Regions from separate parts of the Homo sapiens genome. Here all the other regions are linked to region 3. Evidence: chromatin loops called from intact Hi-C (ENCODE). Cell type or tissue: IMR-90. All regions are shown on one strand. Each heading gives the region's core, and the rest is flanking DNA. Links, peaks and the distances in the headings are about the cores only.

Region 1 (3,183 bases), core at 246-2,745, 1.4 Mb after region 3:
CAGCGGCTGTTTTCACAAAATCTTCGGTAGTAGGAAAGGGCCAGGGTTACTGTTCCTCTTTCATAATAAAATGAGAAAAGTCCAGCATGAGAGTTTCAAACTCTTATCTCTGTTTGCATATTACAAATTAGGAAAATGTTCTTGAGGTGGTATTAAAAAAATGAATAAAGGGACATATATTGGCTTGAAATGCTGACACAGGCTGCCATTTTCTCATCAATATACTCTCACATTAAAAAAAAAAAAAACACACACATTAAGAGGTGACAGTGTCATCCCAAACCAGAAAAGGGATTTTCCTATTTGTTAACCTAGCACTCTACATCTGAATAAAATGTTACTTTCTTATCAAAGCAAAAAGAATTCCTTCAGATATATCTTTTCTGTGAAAATCTTTGTGTTTTTCTTTTATCACACAGCCTAGCTATCTAAAATTAGATGGGAAGCAAGACCCAGGAAGTTAATTAGCACCAGGCTCACATTTACTGTAACTAATCATTTAGCATTTTTGGTCACCCACATTTTCCATTTAATTTCACAAATATAAAAAAGATCATCAATCTATGTTGTGCACAGCAAAGTGTTGGTCATCTAGATCTAAAATTGCTTCTGGGATTCTGACCAGCCTTTGATAAAATTAACTTACGATTTTTAAAATGTACCTTAATGTACTGTTCGCTAAAATTTTTTGGAAAACGGTCACTTTTGACTATCTGGACTTCTCTCCATTTCTGACCACCACCATCTTGGTCTCACAGTGACCCCAGAATGTCCGGCACTCTGTATCTCTGTGGCCACCTAGTACTTAAGTTTACAATCTACTAGTGCAGAATAACTGTTGAAATATCTCCTTTCTACAAAAATCTGTTACTGTTGATTTGAAATGTGGAAGTAAATTGTTGTGTCTTTGTCCGCCAGCCTTTGGTGAGTTGTTCTACAATTGCTTCCAATTACCTAAACCATTTCTACAACAATCAGCCTCTATTTTTAAAAGTTAGAACCACTTGGCTTTTGTCTTAGGAAAGCTTTATTAAGAGTGTTGCTTTGAATTCAGTGTAATTTTGTCTTTATGGTCAAGTTGCAATACAAACTGCAAGCAAAATGATCTAGGCTTCAAGATTCTTATATGGCCGCTCTTAGTCAAAGGTGTGACGATAAGAAAAAGCTATGCTCATAGAAGAGGACACTTCCAGTCACAATCAGAAAACGTTCCCTAACGCTGCAGAGTCAAATGCTTCCAAATGCAAAAATTGATTCTAAAAGAAAACAACAACAGCAAAATTACAGAGTAGGTTATTAAACTAGATTATTATTCCCTGCTGGCACAGCATGGCAAAATATTACCTCCTTCTTTCCATAACTTTCCACTTACCAACTTAAATGTCAATGTTTTTAAAGCTTTGGGATCATCTACAATCTTCTGTAAATTAGCAGCCACTGTAAAATATAAACGTAGAGAGAAAGTTTCCAGATTATTTCCAATAACAGTGGATTTTCACATCAATGACTCAGAAAATTTGACTAATGATGCAATAAACTGCAAAATCATTTTTCATAAACATTGCAAAGTCCATATAAATGACCAAATTACTCTCATACAGATATTTCTACAACAATTGATATCATTTCAGCAATCTTGTATCTATGCACATCTGAATTAATCACTGTATGTCAACTCTGCATTTCATATAATAAAATCTGAAATTTCTAACGGAAAGTAGAAATGATAGCAGCCCCCAGTGTTTCCGCCACTTGGCTTCTCTAAATATTCATTACTAAGAAATTTATTAGCCAGGAGAGGGCAGTACAAAACAAAGAGGAGAGGTAGTGGGGAGAAAAAAAAAACAAAAAAAAACAAAGGCTTTCTCTGGAAATAGAAGGTCAGCACATTTGAACCCCTGTCCTATAAATTCACTCAATTCTCTGAACCCATTTTTATCAAGGCAACAAAATACAGTGGATAACCTCTACAACTCAAGCGCATGTTTTAAGGCTTTCAGAGCACAGTGATCTGTCAAACCAGGGAAGTGCCACCTTGAATAATACCCAAGTTTGCTGAACAGGGTCAAGCACTAGAGTAGACGCTGTCAGTTTGGAGCTCAGTGCTGCAGATATGTTTTCAGTATTAGCTGGATTCATTGGAGATCTGTCCTTGTTCTTCACGGTGTAATGATCTATCTGATACTCCAGTAGAGAAGTCAGTTTTTTCTGCTTACTCCTCTGGCTCAGGGTACTGCTAATGAACAGAATTATCAAAAGCTAATGATGATGGAAACTTAAAACTTACTTTTTCCATGTCCACACCTGAAGTATAAAGTCCTGAAAGTCAAATAAGGGCTATTGCTTAGGGAAGGAGAAGTTACTGCTGAAGAAATTATGGGAGAATGTCGTGTTTGTCATTTTTATTTTTTTATGAGTAAAATTATCTGCTGCTTCAGTAGTTAGGTATTGAAGTTACCTGAATTTTTTAAGATAAAAAAATTTTAAGATAAAATAGTACACATACAAGTATTTTGAGAAAAGTGTTTCAAGTAGAAAAATTTAAGTAGAAAGTAGTAAGAAATCTGCGCAAGTTTTAATTTTCTCTAAGGTCGACTGACAACAACCTAGATACATGGATTTTCTGCAGATTAGTTTATTTCATTTAATCCATCAGCTGCAGAGGAGAAAAAAGAAAAATTATGTACTCAATATGGCCTATTTCTCTTTATAAACCATAATTGCAAGCATCATTTTATCTTCATTTGTTGCCCTTTTAATACTTCCATTCTGAGTGATCTGCAGTTTCATTTTTACCAACACTCCTCCCATCTGCCTCCTCTTTTTCTCCTCTTTCTTTTGCCCACATAAGCAAGCACACACATATCGGGTACACCCCAGGGCACCAATTCCAGAATAGTTATCATCGCAAAGCTTCCTGTGGCCTTTCAACAGTTTTCTGAACATATTTTAGACACTAAAATCATCAAGTCATTTATGCAAGAAACATTGGCTCATGGAGTGCAAAGCTCTGCTGTAAAATCCTGTCCACCAAAGCCAGTATTTATCATGTCAGGGCACTCTGACTACATGCAAATTACAGCAAATGAACACAGTACCCATTTTCTTAAAACATAAAAGTGTTCTAATAGTTCCTCTGATTTGGGCTGATTTCATGAGTGGCCATAAATTCTTCGTATAAAT
Region 2 (3,183 bases), core at 246-2,745, 750 kb after region 3:
TGATTTTCTTTAGCTTTTTTGCTTCTGTAGGATAGTCATTTAATTGTCTTAATCTCTAAAAACACGGTACATAGGACCCATGTATTTTCAAGGATAACTGTTGCAAAATATTGAATAACATGGAAAGATGATATAAAATACTGGAAAATAGCATAATTGGCAGGGCATGGGAGAATGGTTAGAAAAATCATATTGATACTTGTGCAAGCACATTTCTGCAAGTTTCCACATAGCTTACAACATTCTAAAGTCAAAATTAGCTTTTAATGGAAAATCATTCAAAACTTACCTTTTATCAGGCATATTTCTAAACTGTCATTGCATTTTAATTTTGATTTTGAGATTTAAGTTTTAAGATTTCTACATTTTGCAAATATCAGCTCCTCCCCATGAATAAAATATATTTTTGAATAAATATATTTTTCTTTCTCTCCCAGATTTCAGCTTCACTCTTTTATTCCTTTATTATTCATTTTTCCCCTTTATTACCTCATATAGTCAATTAGGGTGCTGATTTTATGTCATTGCACAATAATAAAGAACTACATATACAATTTCTGAAAACAAAACAACAACAAAAACCCCTCTCTAGATTAAAAATCTAGTGTGGTGTGGTCCATATTCTCTGTTTTTAGCCTTTAAAAAAATGAACTTATCTATTAGCACAGCCAGTTCTTTTAAGAAGAGATCATCTGGCTCCCAAACTACATTGGTCAAATTACTGAAGGGGAGGAAGGCATAAGAGAATTGGAAAAAACAGTGATGATATGCACATAATTTCTATAGTACTAAAAGATGGCAATACACATCTATTTTGCAATCAAATTTTCCTCATAATGCTAATAAAATTTAGACAGGGTTTGTTTTGGTGATCACAGGATATATGGAGTTTTTAAAGAGTAAGGTAAGTGAAGAAAAGGGTGATTATTATTGCAAACAAAAAGGATCCCTTAAAAATACAATTAGCAAGAAGAGCTTCAGCATCATAGCTAAGACACATTGAATTCCAGCAATTTGTCAACTATGTAGCTGATATACACACTTGATTTTTGACCCTCACAACAACGTTGTGAGGTGGGTATGACTATTTATCAGAGGGTCACTTTGGGAAGGTCCCAAGCTTATTACAACCTTCATGTACAACTTTTTTTTTTTTTTTTACTAGAACATTGTAATATAAACTTATTGGTAGAACTCTGAGCCATTCAGACATATTTGTACTAAAGAAACTAAAAATGTTCCATAAGGGAAGATCATTACAATTTAGGGGAGAGTGGTGCAGAAAAACATTTTGTGGCTTTTGTTTTCTTTTTCTTTTATTGCTAAATAACATTACTTCGCTAGTGTTTGAGTCAAACACACATTAAAAAAAACTATTAGAACATTCAGACTTGATTATCCAAAGAAAAAGGAAAAAAAGGAAGCCAACCAATTAGGGTGGCTGCTTAAATTATCTTTCCCCATTCTCAAGGTTTTTTGTTTGTTTGTTTGTTGCGTTTGGGGTGGGGAGGTGAGGGGCGTTTATTTGGAGGGAAGACGGGGAAGGTCCACTCTGCCTACAACTCCGACATTTCTCCGTGTGCCTCTTTGCTAGCTGGGGACACTTCGTGGCTGATTACTATGAGGAGTGGTTCGAAGCCTAAGAAGTAGTACTCTTTTCAGCTGCCAAAGGGAGAAGGACGGGGGCGCTGTCTGGTGACTGTTCGCGTGATTCCTTCAAGGCGGCGACCACCTCCTGGGATTCGCTCTCCAGCCGCGCCGTTCGTACTCGGGTCCCGCGACCCCTCCCCGCTCCCCCCTCGCCCCAGCGATGCCAAGACGCTGAACCGCAGGGACGAGGCTCTGGGGACAAAGTCACCCCGCGGCGCCCTTTCCTGCCAAGCCGCGGGCTCCTGGCGGTCAGAAAGCGCCCCAGGCCCACCCCTGCGGGCCCGGCTTTCCCTCCTCACCTAAGGCTCCGGGGCCACGAGTCCCCCATCCTGCGCCCCTCCCGCGCCTCCCCCATCCCAAACCCCAGCAGCGTCGCTGCCTCTCCCGGAAACAAGCCCGCTGAGCAAAGGCGGAGGAAAACCTTGGGCCTTCCGCTCTGATTGGTCTCCCCCCGCCGAGCGGGGCGAGGCAGCGATTGGCTGCCGGGCGTTGTCAGTCGCCGAGGCCAGAGCCATCGCCGGGGAAGCGCAGCCGGGCTCGGGTGCTTCGGCTGCCGCCGCGGCTGCTCGGCTAGTGCAGCTGGGCGAGCTCGCGCGGGCGCCGCCGCCGCCTCTGCTGCTGCCCACCCCGCCGCGCCGCCGGCGCTGCCGGTCTTGCAGGCGGCCGCCGGGGAGGGGCGGCCGAGAGAGCGGAGCACGAGGAGGCGGGGGCGGCAGAGAAGTGATGCTGGCGCCGGGGATCGGGGCAGCGGCAGCGGAGCAGCAGCATCTTCGGGACCCTGGCTGCAGCGTCCCTGTGGCCCGCGCGCCAGCCCAGCGGCCGGAGACCACGCGCCCCGCGGGTAAGGTTCTGTCCGGCAGCGCCCGCGACGCCCCCGGGACGGCTGGCGTGGTCTTTGGGGGTTACGAGGCGCGTGGTGGCCGGGGCATCCCGACGAAGGTGTTGGGACCCGGACTGCGTGTCCCGACGCTGGGCTGTGCTACTGCCCGCGCCCGTGCGGCTCCAGCTGGTGCGTTCTCCCTTCCGCGCTCACAGACTTTGACAGCGCGGGGATGGCATTGTGTGAGTGTGGATGTGGATGCGTGTGTGCGCGCGCGCGGCTTGGGGCACTTTGCAGCGAGAACAGTGGGTCCCCTCTGCGTGGCCCGACGTCCTTCAAGGACCCAAGCTGGGCTGGAGTGAGTAGGATGCTGTTGGCTCGGCGGGAGGTAGAACGCACGGAGCGCACGGGAAAGTCCACCGTGGCTCGTAAAGAGCCGAGCAAATTGAACTTTATTGCGGTGATTAAAAGGAGCTGTGGACCTGGCGCGCCAGGGGAGAGGCGCGTTCCACGAGGCTCCCCAAAGTCCCACTTTGCCCCGGGGACTTCGGAGGGGAAGGGAAGAGAGGGAAAAGTAACTGTTGGTCCACATTGCTGAAGAAAAGGAGGAAAGAGAAGTTGGGGGTGGGGGTGGGGGTGGAGGTTACTCTTGGGGGAGTGGCGACTTTTAGGTGTCTGAAGCCCCGCGTGGGAGGCTTGCTACACTTTTCTGG
Region 3 (3,183 bases), core at 200-2,699:
CTATTCCTGAGTTACATCTCCAATTCCATCCAGGTTGCTGCAAATGTCATTATTTCATTACTTTTTATGCATGAGTAGAATTCCATGCTCTCTCTCTCTCTCCATATATATATAGCTACATATATATAATTATATATACAATAGAAATATATATAACTCAAATGTTAATCTCTTTTGGCAACGCCCTCACAAACACACCAAGAAACAATACTTTACCAGCTATCTAAGCATCCTTCAATCCAATCAAGTTGACACCTGATAGGAATGTGACATATATAGCTATATACATTTATATAATTATATATAGCTATATATGAAGATATATAAAGACATGTGACATATATAGCTATATATATATAATTTAATATATATCATATTTCTTTATCCACTTGTTGATTGATGGGCATTTGGGCTGGTTCCATAATTTGCAATTGCAAATTGTGCTGCTACAAATAAGTGTGTGCAAGTATCTTTTTTGTATAATGATTTTTCCTCCGGGTAGATACCCAGGAATGGGATTGCTGGATCAAACGGTAGACCTACTTTTAGTTCTGTAAGGAATCTCCACATTGTTTTCCACAGTGCTTGTACTAGTTTACATTCCCACTAATGGTGTAAAAGTGTTCCCTTTTTACCACATCCACACCAGCATTTATCACTTTTTGATTTTTTGATTACGGTCATTCTTGCAGGAGTAAGGTGGTATTGTATGATGGTTTTGATTTGCATTTCTCTGATCATTAGCGATGTTGAACATTTTTTCATATGTTTGTTGGCCATTTGTATATTTTCTTTTGAGAATCGTCTATGCATGTCCTTAGCCCACTTTTTAATGGGATTGTTTGGATTTTTTCTTGCTGATTTGTTCCTTGTAGATTCTGGATATTAGTCCTTTGTCACAAGCATAGATTGTGAAGATTTTCTTCCACACTGTGGGTTGTCTATTTACTCTGTGGACTGTTTCTTTTGCTGTACAGAAGCTTTTAAGTTTACTTAAGTACCATCTATTTATCTTTGTTTTTGTTGCATTTGCATTTGGGTTCTTGGTAATGAAATCTTCACCTAAGCCAATGTCTAGAAGCGTTTTTCCAATGTTATCTTCTAGAATTTTTATGGTTTCAGGTCTTAAATTTGATCCATCTTGAGTTGATTTTTGTATAAGGTTAGAGATGAGAACCCTGTTTCATTCTTCTAAATCTGGCATTGCCTGACTTGTTTTTGTCTACTATTTGTATGCAATTCCCAAAATAGATGTATTGAAATCTCAAGTATACTTGAGCACTAAGAAGAGCATAATATGACCTCATTCATGCATATGTAAATTACCCTTAGATGTGTGTGACCTCTCTTATTCCCAAGTGTTATTGCCATGCCCCCTTATATCACCATCACGTTCTTATTTTCACCAAATCAGGGTTTCCATTGCAAACCTTCCTTTGTTTAAAACTGATACTTGAATGAGTACTTCTGTTGACTGGCCCTGTACATATTTGGCTAATTCCTTAGATCTAAGAACGGCTTCTCTTGCACGACTGTTTTTCCGGATGGCAAACAAGAAACACAGCAGCAGTCTCTTGACTGTGCCTGCTTTGAGTCCGTGCACAGCCTTATGCCAGCTGCCTAATTTCTGAGTCTTGCCCATGACGGATTAGTTTTCACTTCCAAGACCTTATCCCACCATAGAACACTAGGTGGCACTAAAATCACACTGAATGGTTCTCATAAGGGCCACTGATATTGTGGTGGTGTTTTTTAATCATATCGATCTCAAATTCTGACTTTTTTTTTTCTGTGCCATTTTCTTAAGCCTCATATGTACACCACACTTCACAGTCATTTGTAATCAACTGCAAGTTTCATATTGCAAAAATAGAAAGAGAAGAAAGTTGAAACAGCAGAACTATCAAGCTTATTTGCCCACGCTGCTTAGGTGTAACTGAAGCCAGGAATCTGAGCTCCACAAAGTATAAATTAACTTCAGATGAAGTTTGGAATTTGTTTATTAGTCTCCCAATCTTCATGGCCAGAATGGTTTAGAAAGCTTCCAAAATATGATTTCAGTAAAACTTAATTTGATCCTTTCGGAATTAGTCATTTAAATTTCAGAAGAGTCAATTGGTGCAGGTTCATTGCTTATGTAGTACGATGTAAACATTCAGCATTACTCACACTTTTTGGAGGGAATCTGGTTTAGAAATATTTTTCCCTATATGAAATCATAAATATATTCTATCATTTAACAGTTCATTTTTTCATACTAGGCCTTTAATCTGCAATGCATTTTTTAAAGTCTAGTGAGAAAAAAGAATTTGCTGAGGGAAAAAGTCTGTGGAAGGAGTTGAGGAGCACGGGGACATAGAATGTATTAAAGTGTCTATCCTGTCTCACAGGAAGATAGATATTAGTAAATGGAAAACAAAAGTTGGAGGGAGAGGCAGCAACCAGAACACATTTGAAAACAATGCATGAATTTAAAACCATCAAATGAAATTTGATCGCTGTAAAGTGCAGGGCAAGAAAGGAAAAAATGAAAAAAAATATTGTAAGTAAAAAATAAAAAGTAACTTGGCAAAATATTTGTTTTAGCCAGATTGGGATGCCATAACAAAACACCATAGACTGGATGGCTTAAACAATGGGAATTTACTTCTCACAGTTCTGGCGGCTGGGAAGTCCAAAATCAAGGTGCCCATCAATTCAATTCCCCAGTGAGAGCCCTCTTTCTCACTTGAAGATGCTACCTTCTCGTTGTGTTCTTTCAGGGCAGAGAGAGGAAGCAGGCTCTGGTGACCAAGGACACTGACTCCATCATGAGGGCTCCACTCTCCTGACCTCATCTAAACCTAATACTTCCAAAGGCCTCATCTCCAAATATAATCACACTGGAGGCTAGGACTTCAACACATGAATTCTGGGTGGGAGGCACAATATAGTCCATAGTTACTTTGTAGATAGTACAAAGTAACTATATATTTTTTTCTATGGTAATGTAGTTTTTAAATGTTCTAAATGGATTCAGCTCACTAATTAAAAGACTGGAATTCTAAAATTATATACATATTTAAATATTTTAGCATATATATACATTCATATATAATTAAATATTTAATTCATATATAATTAAAATATATATCTATTTGTATATGATGCATATACATAGTATTTATGTAATATCCATTAGGT

Evidence for each region. Hi-C counts contacts between places; a loop is a spot of excess contacts. Peaks named below come from ENCODE experiments on the same cell type or tissue, not always from the same donor. Only the 100,000 strongest peaks of a DNase experiment are listed, where the experiment ranks them.
Region 1: it touches region 3 in a loop (2.6-fold over the local background); 4 of 110 quality-filtered maps call a loop at or near these places.
Region 2: it touches region 3 in a loop (6-fold over the local background); 3 of 110 quality-filtered maps call a loop at or near these places.

Annotation. Positions count from the first base shown.
Region 1 is chr2:167,963,290-167,966,472 of GRCh38, forward strand. It overlaps STK39 (serine/threonine kinase 39), which reads right to left. Exons shown (of 18, transcript NM_013233.3): 17 at 1,373-1,437. Among named protein-coding and RNA genes, the nearest start is that of B3GALT1-AS1, 24 kb to the left of the region's middle. In IMR-90, for the core only: a CTCF peak has its summit at 1,801 (motif pointing right); no DNase peak of the experiment used is centred there; H3K27ac peaks cover 210 bases.
Region 2 is chr2:167,290,844-167,294,026 of GRCh38, forward strand. B3GALT1 (beta-1,3-galactosyltransferase 1) reads left to right here and starts at 2,158. Exons shown (of 5, transcript NM_020981.4): 1 at 2,158-2,491. RefSeq lists an enhancer at 1,424-2,037 and a silencer at 2,273-2,322. In IMR-90, for the core only: CTCF peaks have their summits at 1,685 and 2,297; a DNase peak (open chromatin) is centred at 2,138; H3K4me3 peaks cover 1,307 bases; H3K27ac peaks cover 531 bases.
Region 3 is chr2:166,537,862-166,541,044 of GRCh38, forward strand. All of the region lies in intron 1 of LOC124906087 (a long non-coding RNA gene), which reads left to right. Among named protein-coding and RNA genes, the nearest start is that of SCN7A, 45 kb to the left of the region's middle. In IMR-90, for the core only: a CTCF peak has its summit at 1,694 (motif pointing right); DNase peaks (open chromatin) are centred at 1,730 and 2,100; H3K27ac peaks cover 301 bases.